Regions from separate parts of the Homo sapiens genome. Here region 2 is linked to region 1. A link is a loop called in an ENCODE intact Hi-C map of the cell type or tissue named here. Cell type or tissue: B cell. All regions are shown on one strand. Links, peaks and the distances in the headings refer to the core of each region. The heading gives the core; the rest is flanking DNA.

Evidence for each region. Peaks named below come from ENCODE experiments on the same cell type or tissue, not always from the same donor. Only the 100,000 strongest peaks of a DNase experiment are listed, where the experiment ranks them.
Region 2: it touches region 1 in a loop (2.5-fold over the local background); 2 of 110 quality-filtered maps call a loop at or near these places.

What each region holds. Positions count from the first base shown.
Region 1 is chr3:16,641,956-16,649,075 of GRCh38, forward strand. No RefSeq gene overlaps it. Among named protein-coding and RNA genes, the nearest start is that of DAZL, 40 kb to the left of the region's middle. In B cell, for the core only: no CTCF peak of the experiment used is centred there; no DNase peak of the experiment used is centred there.
Region 2 is chr3:16,693,767-16,700,886 of GRCh38, forward strand. It overlaps the pseudogene LOC124905414. Among named protein-coding and RNA genes, the nearest start is that of PLCL2UT, 27 kb to the right of the region's middle. RefSeq lists enhancers at 2,810-3,311, 3,949-3,998, 4,530-5,177. In B cell, for the core only: no CTCF peak of the experiment used is centred there; a DNase peak (open chromatin) is centred at 4,005; H3K4me3 peaks cover 3,194 bases; H3K27ac peaks cover 3,971 bases.

The DNA of each region.
Region 1 (7,120 bases), core at 1,014-6,013:
TCCCTAGCCATGCAGAGCTGTGAGTCAATTAAACCTCTTTTCTTTATAAATTACCCAGTCTCAGGTATGTCTTTATAGCAGTGTGAAAATGGACTAATACATCCTTTTTTCTCTTCAAGGTCATGAAGCTCTTAAGCAGCAAAGCCAAATATTAAATTAAAGTTTTCCAACTCCAAATCTTGAACTCTTTCCCTAAAACCAGAGGCACCTCACATTATTTTGAAACTGACTTAATAGTCAAGGCTTTCCCGTTATATCTGGTACTTCTTATGACAGACACCATCTTAATAGAGATTGCAGTGTTTTTCTATCCACTTCTCTAGCTCTTGTGGAAATCAGATTTGAGAACATTCCTCCTTGGTAGTAGTTTCTTTATAAAAGGCACTAGCTAACAGGTTCTGAAATGAGCCCAACTAGAAACTCAAGAGTTGCCAAAGGACCTTCTGGTTTCAAGATGCACAATAATTTCAGAAATTATTAATATTATAGAAAAGTAAAGTTTATAGAAATGGAAGTTTTGATCCTTTAACCTATGTAATATAATATGTTTTTTTTAAAAAACCTCCTTAAGATAATATGTTTTTTTCTTGGTGACCAATGAAGTTCAGAACAGTTTTATTTTTTTTATTTATAAAAAGCAGGGAAGGGAGCCAGGCACATTACCTGAGGTCAGGAGTTTGAGACAGCCTGACCAACATGAAGAAACCCTGTCTCTACTAAAAATACAAAAAAAAATTAGCCGGGCATGGTGGTGCACGCCTGTGTAATCCCAGTTACTTGGGAAGCTGAAGCAGGAGAATTGCTTGAACCTGGGAGGCGGAGGTTGCCGTGAGACGAGATCATGCCATTGCACTCGAGCCTGGGCAACAAGAGGGATGCTCCATCTCAAAACAAAAACAACAAAAACAAAAAATAAAAATGAAAAGCAGGGAAGCGATGATTTTTGTTTTCCTGGGAACTTTCATCTCTATAAGCTTCCCTTCCTCCAGTTGAACACAGTGATCTGTTGTGATTAGATTAAAAACAAGGGTTGTCTGCCGCTCTTTTTTTCCTCCTATCGATTCTTGTTGCTTCAAATTTTAGAATTTACTATTTTGCTGCTTAATTAGTATGTTTTGAACGTGAAAAATCATCTTGAAGGGTCTATTACACTTGAAGTATTTGCTCTTAACATTTTTATTTCTGCCTTACTTCATTTCTACCAAGAGAAAAGACCAGTTTGTTTTTTACTCTAACAAAGCATTCTAGCAGGTCATTGCTGGAATATCCCAGGGAAGGTCTTTGAAGTTGTTGATGTAAGCAAACTAGAATATTTCTCAGAAGTCTGAACAATATAACTTCTAAAACAAAGATTTTTTGTGTGGACCAAATTCATCTGAGGTGAATTATTATTTCCAATTTAGCTTGGGGTTCTTCCACATTAAAAGCCTGTGCTCATTTAACCAGTATTAATTGAGTATCTACTATGTGCCAAGCCATTTGCCAGGAGGCAAAGATATAAAACTGAATAAAAGTGGATCTGATAATAGTTGGATGGAGGTGAAAGACAGTGTAAAAAAATCAATAAATGGTATAATAGAGCACACTCAAGGTTTTACAGAAGGTCTGAAGAGAGGGACCATTATTCCAACGTCTTGAGGTTACTGAAGTACAGCCTAAGAAATGCTTTAAGCAACTTGTTATGGTTAATTTTATGTGTCAGTTTGATTGGGCCTCAGGGTGCCCAGATATTTGATGAAACATTATTCTGGTTTGTCTATAAGGAAATTTCTGGGCGAGATTAACATTTGAATAGAAAGACTGAAAGCTTCCTATATTCCTATAAAGCAGATTGCCCTCCCTAATGTGGGTGTGTCTCATCCAGTAGAACAAAAAGGCTGAGTAAGAAATAATTTCTTCTGCCTGACTGCCTTCAAGCTGGGACATTGGTCTTTTCCTGCCTTCAACTCAAATGGAAACATTGGCTCCTTTTGGGTCTTGAGCCTGATGACTTTCAGAATAAAACTTCAACTATTGCCTCTGCTGGTTCTCAGGACTTCAAACTTGGAAAGGATTTATACCATCGGCTCTTTGGGTTTCCAGCTTGCTGATCACAGATCTTGGGACTTGTTAGCCTTCATAATCATGTGAGCCAATTTCTTATAATACACCTCTCTCTCTTTCTCTTTGTCTCTCTCCAAACACACACACACACACACACACACACACACACACACACACACACACACGCACACACACCTTATATTGCTTCTGTTTCTCTGGAGAACCCTAATACGTAACTCCTCCATGCATATCCTGTGAGTACCTTTATAAAGTGTCAACTTGGCAAGGCTAAACTACATTTTCCACAGATTTCTTCCCTGTATGTTTAAGGTGGGCCGCAAGAGATATTTGGCCTAGGATTTGGAAGCAGTGGCAATATTGCTTTTATGTGCAGGGGGCAGAGTCAGGGGTTGCAGGGGTGGTTGTTGTAGAGGCACCAGGTGCTGGTTGCAGCTCACACATCTTGTCACTATCTGTTGGCTCACCTTATTGGTGTGGAACCGCAGCTGGGCTGGCAGCTTTTCCACCTGCCCCTGGATCTTTCTTCAGCTTTTCTGGCTCTAGTGAAGTGCACGGTTAGCTTTTTGACAAAAGGCACCCATGTCTGCTGCCGAACACCTGCATTGTTAAAGCTGGAAGCATTAGGAAGCATTGGTTCTAGTTCATCTTCTTGGGCGCCAGCTTACACTCGCAGTTTCCAGTTTTTTCCTTACTTTATGTGAGGGTTTCTCAGCCTCAGCATTATTGACATTTGGGTTGGATAATTCTTTACTGTGGGGGACTGGCCTATTCATTGTAGGATATTTAGTGGCCTCCCTGGCTTGTACTCACTACATGTCATAGCCTACACCCAAGTTGTGACAAGCCAGAATGTCTCCAAACAGTACCACATGTCTCCTGGGGGTCAAAATAGGCTCTAGTTAAGAACCTCTGCTTTATAGCCATATTCCTTTCCCAACTACTTGCTGAAAACTTCAGGCTCTAACATTAGACACAGGGCCTTACAGAGACTTTATAACCAAATCCCGTAATTGTGAAAGATCAAATCCCTGAACAAATCCTTTATTATATATCTCTCTCCTAGTGGTTCTGCTTCTCTGATTAAATCCAGACTGATATCTTCCTTAGAGTTGGCTGAATCTTCCTGAGTCTCCTGGACAGCTTTATTCATTTTCATGATCCCTTTGTATCAACAATCTCCAGCACCATCCCTACTATAGCCAGCCCCCCATCCTCAATACCCTAGTGAGGTAACTCTGCCTTTAGAAGAGGGACAATCAGATCCATAAAAAGCATGCTTGGAACAAAATCTGAGTGTAACCCTGCCATGTGGAAATGTAGATCATGTCCTGCCAGTGCTTCCAGGAGCTGTTAGAGCTGAGGGCAGTGCTGTAGAGACTCAGTGGGACTTAGAATCACGGGGGATTTTATTGCTAAGGATCTAAGCCTTAAAGGAACAGTTATAGGCTTTGTTTTCAAAAACTTCCAGCATATTTTTATTCTATTTTATCAAAGTGATTTCTATAGGAATACATTATAAACCAATGAAAATCATTTGCTCTTCGACTACTCTCTAGTCCCAGAGAACCTAAAAGAATATTATGTTTTATTTAGCCAAGTAGAAATCTATCACAAGCTTGGATAATAGACTTTATTTTCTGGTAAACAGATAATAAAGTCCTTTTGAAAAATTAGCAAAAGTAAGATAGAGGTATAATAAAATCAGATCTATTCATTTTTAAATACATACTATGAGCTGGGCACTGTGCCTGGTGTGGGGTATCTGGTGACCAACCAGACAGACAAGATTTTTGACCTCATGGAACTTACAGTGGAGTAGGAGAAACATTCATTACACAAATAATCACATAATGAGAATATGAAGTTATACATTAAGTTCTATGAAGGAACAGTATAGAGTCTTTACAGAGAGAGATCAAATATAGATGGCAGGGGTAAGTGAGGAGGGGCGTTCCTAAAGAAGTGACGTGGGCTCTGAAACCTAGAAGATGAGTTGGAGCTAGTGAGTGAGAAGTAGATGGAAAAGAGTTCTAAGCAGGGACAGCAAAGAACTTGGTGCCTTCAGAAAGCTATAAGAACGCTGCAATGGCTGGGTCTAGTAAACAGGGAGAAGAGAGCGGGGAGATGACTCTGCAGAGAGGAGAAGCAGTTAGATTGCTCCAGGACTTGCAGGCCAAGCTTGGGTTTTACTGTTAGGAACGAGCCATCGAAAGGCTTAAAGTCAATGTTTCTTTGAGAAAATGATGTTAACAAGGGAGCAAATCATATGGCTGTACCTGAGGAGGGAGCAGTCCGGGGAGGACTATCTCTATCCACTATCTTATGGCTATAGTGATGAGGGAGTAGTCCAGGGAGAGGGAATAGCAAATTCATAGCTCTGAGTGGCATGCCTAGTGAGTTCAGAAAACTCCGCAGAGGCCAGTGTGGCTGGAGTGGAGCAAGCAAGGGGAGAGCATGGAAATAAGCAGGGCCAGAACCTCCAGGGTCTGGTGTGCCATTTAAGGACTCTGGCTTTTATTCAGAGAAAAATGGGGAACCATTGAGTACGCAAGGGACATGATTTGACTTACATTTTACAAGGATCACTCTGGCTGCTGTATTGTAAAAGACCGTGGGGATGGGGCCAAGAGGGGAAGAGGGAAGACTGGCTGGAAGGTTATTATAATAACTGAGGCCAGATAATGGTGGCTTGGAGCAGGATGATAGCCATAGAGCTGGTGAGAAGCAGGCAGAGTCTGGGTGTTCTTTGAAAGTAAAGTTATGGATTTGCAGTAGATTGAATATGGGTATAAGAGAGAGAGGGGAGTCAAGGATGAGGTAAGGTTTTGGGCCTAAGAAAATAGACTTGCCATAGACTGAAGTGTAGAAGACTGCAGGGATATCAAGTTTTCAGATCATCAGCCAGTTTCAGACACATTAATTTTTAGGTGTCTATCAAGTTCCCATGTCATGTAAGTAAGACAGTTAAGGAAATGACATCCCAAAATATGCCACTTTGATATGCTGATTACTTTAACAGAGGGCACTTGGAAAACAGCAAATATAGGCATAGGCTCTCTGGGCTCCCCTTATCTGCCTAAAGATGAACTCAAAAGGAACTCAATTTTTATGAATCTCCTCTCCAGGAGTCTTATTAACCCGGGAAGATTGACTTGGATCTCAGGAGAGGAGACTGGAGGTCCACACCATGCCAGACAGACTTTGTCACAAGCTATTATCTCTTCTTCTGGGGGTCATTCATCTTTCCCCAAAATCACTTACTCTCCTCTAAGTTGCCCACACTCCTGCCCTCCCCTCTATGAAGAGGGTGTATATGCTTCTAGATCTCACTGGGTTTTGGGATATTAACTTTTCTGCAATAAATTTGTATACCTTTCTCCTGTTTACTTGTCTACTATCAGTTTATTTCTTAGACTCAATTATCAAACTCTCAGAGAGTAGAGGGAAAGTTTTTCCTTCCCTAAAGTTCTGGCAGTGAAGTTGGTATCAAATACCGCTAACTGTGAGGCTGCAGCTAAGAAACCCTGGCATCTGACAAAGTTAAGACTTCTTACCATATCAGTCTCTTGGGTATCTGCCTGTAGAGTCCAGTTGAGTGAAGGTGGTGTATTAGTCAGGGGTCTCCAAAGGGACAGAACTAATAGGATATATGTATATATGAAAGGAGTTTATTAAGGAGAGTTTATTAAGGAGAGTGTGAGTTGGTCCACACAAAAAATCTTTGTCTTAGAAGTTATGTTGTTCAGGCTTCTGAGAAATATTCTAGTTTATTAAGGAGAGTTGACTCACACGATCACAAGGTGAAGTCCCATGATAGGCTGCCTGCAAGCCGAGGAGCAAAGAAGCCAGTGGTGGTTCAGTCTGAGTTCCCAAACCTCAAAAGTTGGGAAGCTAACAATGCGGCTTTCAGTCTGTGGCTGAAGGCCTAACAGCCCCTGGCAAATTACTGGTGTAAGTTTCCAAGAGTCCAAAAGCTGAAGAACTTGGAGTTCAATGTTCGAGGGCAGGAAGCATCAGCACAAGAGAAAGATGAAGGTGGGAAGACTCAGCAAGTCAGCTCCTTCCACCTTCTTCTGCCTGTTTGCTCTGATGATAGTTTCTTTCGCTGTGCAGAAGCTCTTTAGTTTAATTAAATCCCATTTGTCAATTTTTGCTTTTGTTGCCATTGCTTTTGTTTTTGGCAATTTCATCGTAAAATCTTTGCCCACGTCTGTGTCCTGAATGGTATTGCCTAGATTTTCTTCTAGGGTTTTTATAATTTCGGGTTTTACATTTAAGTCTTTAATCCATCTTGAGTTAATTTTTGTATACGGTGTAAGGAAGGGGTCCAGTTTCAATTTTTGCATATGGCTAGCCAGTTCTCACAGCACCACTTGTTAAATAGAGAATCACTTCCCCATTGCTTGTTTTTGTCAACTTTGTTGAAGATCAGATGGTTGTAGAGGTGTGATTTTATTTCTGAGTTCTCTAGTCTGTTCCATTGGTCTATGTGCCTGTCCAAAACAAATTCTAAATTATGTCTTTTGACCTTAAATTAACATTAAGATTTTCCAGTTGGGCCCCTGAAAAGCTTTGAAGGAGATATCTTTCACCCTATAAAAGAGAGAGATTAAAATAATTAGAATTATATGACATGTTAAATTATATGGGAAGCATTGCCAAATAATAAGTGATGCTAAACTTCTTTAAGTTATATTTATGGGTATGTTATTAATATAAGTATGCTAAAAATTATATGAAATTCCTAGAAATCTAATATGTTATCAGTCACAATTTTGGTTATTATGTTAAAATGTTGCATACTATAGAAATAACCAAAATTTTCTGTCAATTGTGCCATTATTAAAATGAACTCTCATTATATTCTTAACTATGGCCATTTAAAGTCTTTCGTAAGCCTTGAGGAGTTATTCTTTTACTTTGATTATTCTTTAAAAGCATTTGCAATCAGGCATAGTCCAAAATTACTTCTTCTTGAAGAAGTTTCATGGAAAGGACTCTGGCAAGTACTATCGAATACAGATTGCTGATGAATTTATTTGTATCAGGTAAGAAT
Region 2 (7,120 bases), core at 1,118-6,117, 52 kb after region 1:
AAGCCATTCTCTGTGGTCCTGCTCTTAATGGGGCTCATAAACACAAATATCTTGATACTTGACTTTGCTAGGTCAATATTCTTCCAGCTAGAGAGAGATGGAGCTGTGTTTTTCCTGAACTTCTGGGTAGCAGCAAACAACTGGCTGTTTTTAGACTCATAGTGTTTGCCAATCTCTAGTGACTTAGGAGAGGTCTTATCAAAGCTTCTGTTGGTGGATCTGGAGATTTATTTCCTAGCATTGTTTGGAGAGTGCTATTTGTTCTGGTCAGTGTGCTCTCTTTCTGCTTTTTGACGTGGTGTCTGCATTCCTCATGTTTCACGAGATGGCACTCTGGTTTCCAAGTGTGATCCTCACTGTCATAGCCCTTCCATCAAACCAAATACTCTGTCTTCCCTTCTTATTTTTCCTTTTGTCAACAATTCTTTCAGCCTGTCCTGCTCTAGTTGGTGGAGGCCAACATAATCCATTTTACTCCTTTTCCAAATCCTGTGTACCTAAACCGTCGATCACTGGAAACCAGTACTACCCAAGATAAAACTCTTCAGATCAGGAATCACAGCCATTTCCTGCCTTAGGAGAACAATGACTTAAAGCTAATTTTTCATAAAACCTTATAAATAAACAAAACCGTCCAATCTCAATCAGTTAGACCACAAGGTAAGATTTCCATAAGCCTTTAAAAAACTTTTTCAATCTTTTGTTATAGAGTGGATCGACCCTACAGAAAAGAAACAAACAAATAAAACCCTGTTAGTCTGACACAGGGGCCCAGACTCTCACATCGGTGTGCTTTTGATATTAATGCTTAACTTATAGGAAAACTAAATAATCCCTTTTACATTTTAGCCAATTTAAGCACACACAGAATTCCTTTCACAAGCTCAATTTCATAAACTTTCTATAACTTGCTTAAACCTTCAGTTTTGTCCTGTCATTGTACCTTAGGACAAAAATTTACATTCTTTTTCACCTTTCTATATTCATATAGCTTTACTTGACACTGTTTTTACTTCTTTAATTAAAAATAATAAAAATCCTCTAAACCAGGTAAAATTACTTTCCCTTTAACAAAAATCACATTTCTATGCCTTCTTATTATTTTTTTTTTATCAAAACTCATCTTACTTTCCTTATATACTTTTATAAAAAATCCAGGCTCTAAAAAAAAATGGTTACAGTAAGGCCTAAAGACAGGTGGCACTCTCCCTGGCCCAGCTATGCCTCCTGGTTCAGCTGGGAAGGGCCATGCCTTATCTGCAGCTCTGTTTTTTGTCCTGAGCTCTGCATCTGATACATAATTAAAAATGGCACCTCTTAGGTTTTTCACTAAAAATAAGAGTTGCTAAGAGTTAACATTGTAATTAATGTAAACCTGATCCAAATATATATAAATTGGAAAACTGAAACTGCCTTTGCAAAATTATAACTGAGGAAATTATGACAGTGAAAGAAATCAGACCTAACCGACTCCATCTTGCTTCTAACCTTTAAGCTGTTCTTGTTCATTCCTGGGCATAGGCCGAACTAACTTTGGGAAGGAACTCAGTTCATGGTTTGATTCTGAAACAAAATTGATAATAGTCCTTTCCAGAAAAGACCCCCTTCTTGCCTGGGAACCAGTCTGCCTAGGCAGGACTAACAAATTACCTATAAGATTAGAAAGTACAGTTTGGAGGTCATGCAGCCTCTGGTTCCAAGAATCTGAACCTCCCCAAATTGCTCCTGGGGATAACATCACTATTGTAAAACCTAAGGTGAGTGCTTGAGATATTTTACAGACTCTGCACTCCATGGATCAGCTGACACCACTCAGACCTGTAATCTGGCTCAACCAGTTCTGCCATCCCACCCAGGAACAGAAGACAGCAAGAAAAACTCACTTCGACCCCCTATGATTCCATCTCCAACCTGACCAATCACCAGCCCCCACTTCCGAAGCCCCTGCCCGCCAAATTATCTTTAAAAATTCGGATCCCCAAATGTAATAATAAAACTCCAGTCTCCCACATAGCCAGCTGTGTGTGAATTACTCTTTCTCCATTACGATTCCCCTGTCTTGATAAATTGGCTTTGTCTAGGCAGTGGGCAAGGTGAACTCATTGGACGGTTACACTTCCACAGTGTTCCTCTCTATAAGGACATTCCCCAGAGGCCAGTGAACAACCCAAGCCAATCAGCCCACTCTGTGATCAACTCATTCCCTATTTAATATATACTCCATGGTCAAGTCTTTTTTTCACAATACAAAACAATTTCTGGTACCCCCAAAAGCCAAACAGTTTAGGTAACAAAATCCAAAAGAGACTGAAGATGGCAAAGAGGAAGGAGGAACAGGGTGGAGTAAAAATAAATAGAACAATTTTTAAGAAAGGAAGTGAGCAGAAGTACCAAGCATGTAATGTTATTTTAATGTTTCAGTCAACTAAAAAATTCCTAAAAATAGAATCCAAAAAGAGAAAAAGAGTAATGGCCATATATATATATCATCTACCTTAGATATCAACTTTTAATTAAGCTGACTTCTACTCGTAGATTTGGAGTTTTGGAGTAAGCCAATTCCACTCAGATTTTTAAAATAATCCCTTCAAATCTCTTATTACCAGATTTTAGCTGGGACAAATAGCTGATATTTTTGGCTTTTGAACATCCTTACCAAAGATATCCTCTCAGTTACCTTAACCGAAGTTATAACCACAAATGCACGCACGAGGTATCTCCAAAGAGGTGACAAGTAGTTTTTACAAGATCCAGAATCACCCCAAAAATAACTAAGAGAAAGGAAACTTTCACTAGCCATAAACAGGGTCTAACCCACATTTCTTTCAGGCCATATTTTCTAGGGTCTTAGCTTTTCAGCTTACTGTCCATACATGAAGACCCAAGAGCCTTGGGTCCCCCAACACAGACAGAAGACAGGAAATCAAAAGCTGTCCACAGAAGGGGAAAAGATCAATAGTACATTGGTACCCCCAAAGCCACATAAATATTAAACCAAGACAGGCTGGTTCCCTGACCAGGAATCAAACCCATGCTGTGGAGGGTTTTAACAATTAGGCCACCAGGTGGAATGGCCATTGTTGTTCCCTAATCAGGAAGCAAACCCAAGCTGTGGTGGAAATTTTAACCACCAGAACTATTTTCGGTCAGATTTTGCTCTTAATTTAGTCAAGATAATTTTTAAGGCTAGCCATGAAACTATTAGGCTCCCTTTAAAATATCTGATCTTTTCGTTAATAGTTTAGAATAGGAGATCTCTAAAATCTTTAAATTAATAGCACAATGAGAGAGAGAACCTGGAAAGGCAGTCGTCTTATATGAAACATTTCAGATAGTCAAATTTTGATTTTTCTTAAGTGGCTGGGGTTTTTAGAGGTGGAATTTGACTTTCTACAGCTGCAGGGATTTTAGTCAGCTTTAGAGGGGGCCAGAAGTTCATTAAATCTAACGGAAGATGGACAGAAACAAACAGACAAAAAACACAAAAAAGCAATCAAACAATTTGCATAAAATTGAGATTTCTGAGCATGAGGAGAAATTATAGCCAACTGACGGTAAGCCTTGACTTTCAGCTACTAAATCCCCAAATGACACCCCAAACCAGCTCCTTACCTGGAGATGGGGCACAAGCTGAAAACTGCTCTCTGCCATCACGGAAGCAGGAAAGTCTTCTTCCTTGTTAGAAGTAAGAACTCTCAGAAAAGGAGTTCTGCAGTGGAATAAACTTCAGATCTCAACTGGAAATTTTTGAGTGATTAGGGATCTCTGGAGGGAGAAACTCTCAGACTTCAGCAAATCATCCAATAGGTCAGAGCAATAAAGAGCTCCAGCTGGTACTAGGGCCCCAGTAGGAGAGTTGCTACAGGCCAAGAGCCAACTCCACTCAGAAAGCCCCTTTGTGGTTACCAAAATGTAAACCAAAAAGTGACTGAAGCAAGTCTCCATCCATTAGAGGTTTATTTGGCCAAAGCTGAGGATGCGCCTGGGAAAAAGCATAAATTACAGATGCTCCTGTGATTTATGTTTTTTCCAAAGGGGGTTTTGTGAACTTCAGTTCACAAAAGGGGAACTGCAAGCAGCAGGGGGAAGAAAAGGAGGCAGGCAGTGAGGCAGGTGGTCACATTCTTGTGAGGCTCTTATTAGCCTCAGTAAATCTACATTTTACATGTGAAAAGAGGGAATAGAGGAAAAAGTCAATGATGCATTCTCTCACACTCAGTGAGTCTACATTTTACATAAGATGAAGCAAATGTGGAAAGAGGGAGTAGAGGAAATGAGGCTATGACATGGGGTTGTGAAATTACAGCTATCTGGGAGCCAAAGGAAGACAGTATTTGTGACTCAGCTTCTAAGCTTAACTTGCACTTTGGTATAGTGAGTTCGGGGTCCCAAGGTTCTATTTTTTTTTCATACCTGTAACTTCTGTTTCCAAAAATGTTCCCCTGTCTTTAAAAACCCTTGCTTATAAGCCACTGGGGAAGTAGGATCTCACACAATAGCTGTCTGATTTTCCTTGCTTGGCACCCTGCAAATAAATGCCCTCCTTTTTCTTGCTGCAAACTTTGGTACAGATATTTGTCTTTACTGTGCTGGGCCAATGGACCCAGGTTTGGTTCAGTAACGAGGCACTTTTCTCACTTTTAGGTACCCCCACCAACTCTATCTAAGATTCCATCACCCTCCAAGGAGCAGGACCCTTTCCCAGAGGCCCACAGCAACATATAAGCCTGGAGCTCTAATCTGACTCTAGCCTGATAATTCAAGTACCTCTGACCTAGTTTTAAAGAGCAGGGAAGTCTGCATGGTCATCTATTGAGTTTCTATTCTGTTGAGTTGGGCAGTGTTCTCAACTGACTGCCCATGAGAATCACCTAGTGTGTGGGTATTAGGGGGGAGACTTTAAAAATACCAGTACTGAGCCCCCACAGCAAGAGATTTCCATTCAACTGGTCTAGACCCAGTCCAGGCAATGACGTTTTTAGAAAACGTCCCCAGGTGGTTCTATCATACAGCCAGGTGGAGAGCCAGTGGTGATGGCTTATACTGTATGCTCTGATTTCTTCAGAGCTTTGTTTTTGATTCTCCAACCAAAATTTTGTAACTCAAAATGGTTTTCTCTCCCAGAAAACACAGCTTTTGTAAATTAAAACCCTTGTTTTTCTCTCATGAATTTCAAAGGCCTGCTTAGAAACTCAAAAGCCCAGAATCTGACTCTAAATTATCTGCAGTGTGCCTTCTGAGGCAGAAACCGGCAAGCCTGAGCCCAGCCTCACTGTGCAGTGATGATGAAGAGAGATGTTGAGTAAGAAAAAGCATTACTTAGTATGGAAAACAGCAGCTCATGTATTAAAATCATACCCATTCCCCTGAGCCTGTATCAGAAAAAATTCCAAAGAAACCAGTTCTCCCTACATCCTTTCGCCCAAGAAATCACAGCCAGAGATTTTCTTTTAATCTTACTCCCTAATAAACAAAAAGGCCCTCAGAAACTGCCTGTTTTCTTAACTGCCCAATAGTGTTCCCTAGGGAAATAAGAATTTTCTCATAAAGGTGTTAGTGATACATATTCTTCTTGAAAGAATGAAAGTTACATCAAAGTTTTTTTTTCCTGGTGTTTTTCCATTAAAGTATGGAACAGTTATCAATTTTCAGGGTACCTCATGTAGTTCAGATTTGATAAGTTATAGAGCTAATTCATTTGCATATCTATAGATTAGCATTCCATAGGGTTATTTCTTTTTACTTAGGCTATGTAGCTCAGTTGACTATGCTTGTCACTACTGATGTCAAGGTTAAGCCTTCAGTCTCCATGGGGTCTGATTAATTACCTTCGCTGTGTTTTAGCCCTTCCTAAAATATATGCATTTAGTCACCAGGGGGACCAGACAATGTAGATAGTTAGAAGTATAAAATATCCAGAGAAATTCAAGGCCTTTTCTAAGAAAAATACGTTTTTTTTTTTTGGAAGCCAAATAACTGAAATTTTGGAAAAATTCACAATTTATCTAACCCTTTCCCTAACATTTTATTTTTTTAAATTTCAAACATACAGAAAAGTTGAAAGAATTTTAAATTAGTGTCCATATACCCACCATGTAGATTCTACCATGAACATTTTGCTGTATTGCTTTATCATGCTTCTAACCATCTATTTATTCCTCTGTCTAGTAAACTTATGTTTTTGATGCATATCAAAGAAATTTGCAGAAATCAGTGTACTTTACTTCAAAACACTTTAGTATGTGCATAAGTTTTTCCTATTGGTTGTGTACCAAATTATTATATGTATGTAAGTTTTCCCTGTTGGTGCTGTACCATATTATACAAAGTGGCTTAAGACAACACGAATGTATTATGTACAATTCTGGAGGTCAAAAGTCTGAAATGGGTCATCCAGGGCTCAAATCAAGGTGTCAGCAGAGCTGCTTTTCTTCTGGAGGCTCTAGGAGAGAATCTATTTCCTTGTTTTTTGTAACTTCTAGAAGCCATTCATATCCTTAGCTTGTGGTCCCTTCCTCCATCTTCAAAGCCAGCACTAAGGCATCGTCAAGTCTCTCCATGATCTCTGCCTCTCTCTTCATAACTTCTTTGCTGACTCTGGCCCTCCTGCTTCCCTCTTACAGGGGCCCTGTGATTACATTGTGCCTACCCAGATGATCCAAGATAATCAACCCCTCTCAAGATCCTTAACTTAATCACATCTCCAAAGTCCCTTTTGTGTAAAGTAACATACTTATAGGCTCTGGGGACTAGGACATGAATATCTTGCTGGGCAGAAATTATTCATCTAATAAAGCATGCAAAATGGGTGTTTTTCATCTTTAACACCCATTGAAGATTTACAGTCAGATGAAAATTAGGAAGCTGGCCTATAAATGGGAGTGAATATTGATACAAAAAGAAGGCTAAGAACTGAGGCCTGGGGCACACTTGGAGGTCAGGAAGATGAGGAGGAACCAGAAAAGTAGCCCTGAGAGGAACAGCCAGGGAAGTAAGAAGTGGACACTCAGCAAGTGTGGAATTCTGGAAGCCAGAAGAATTTCTAAAGTTTTTCTAAAAGAGGATGATGAGCTGTATCACATGCTGCTTACAGAGCAAAGATCTGTGGTTGAGATCTAGT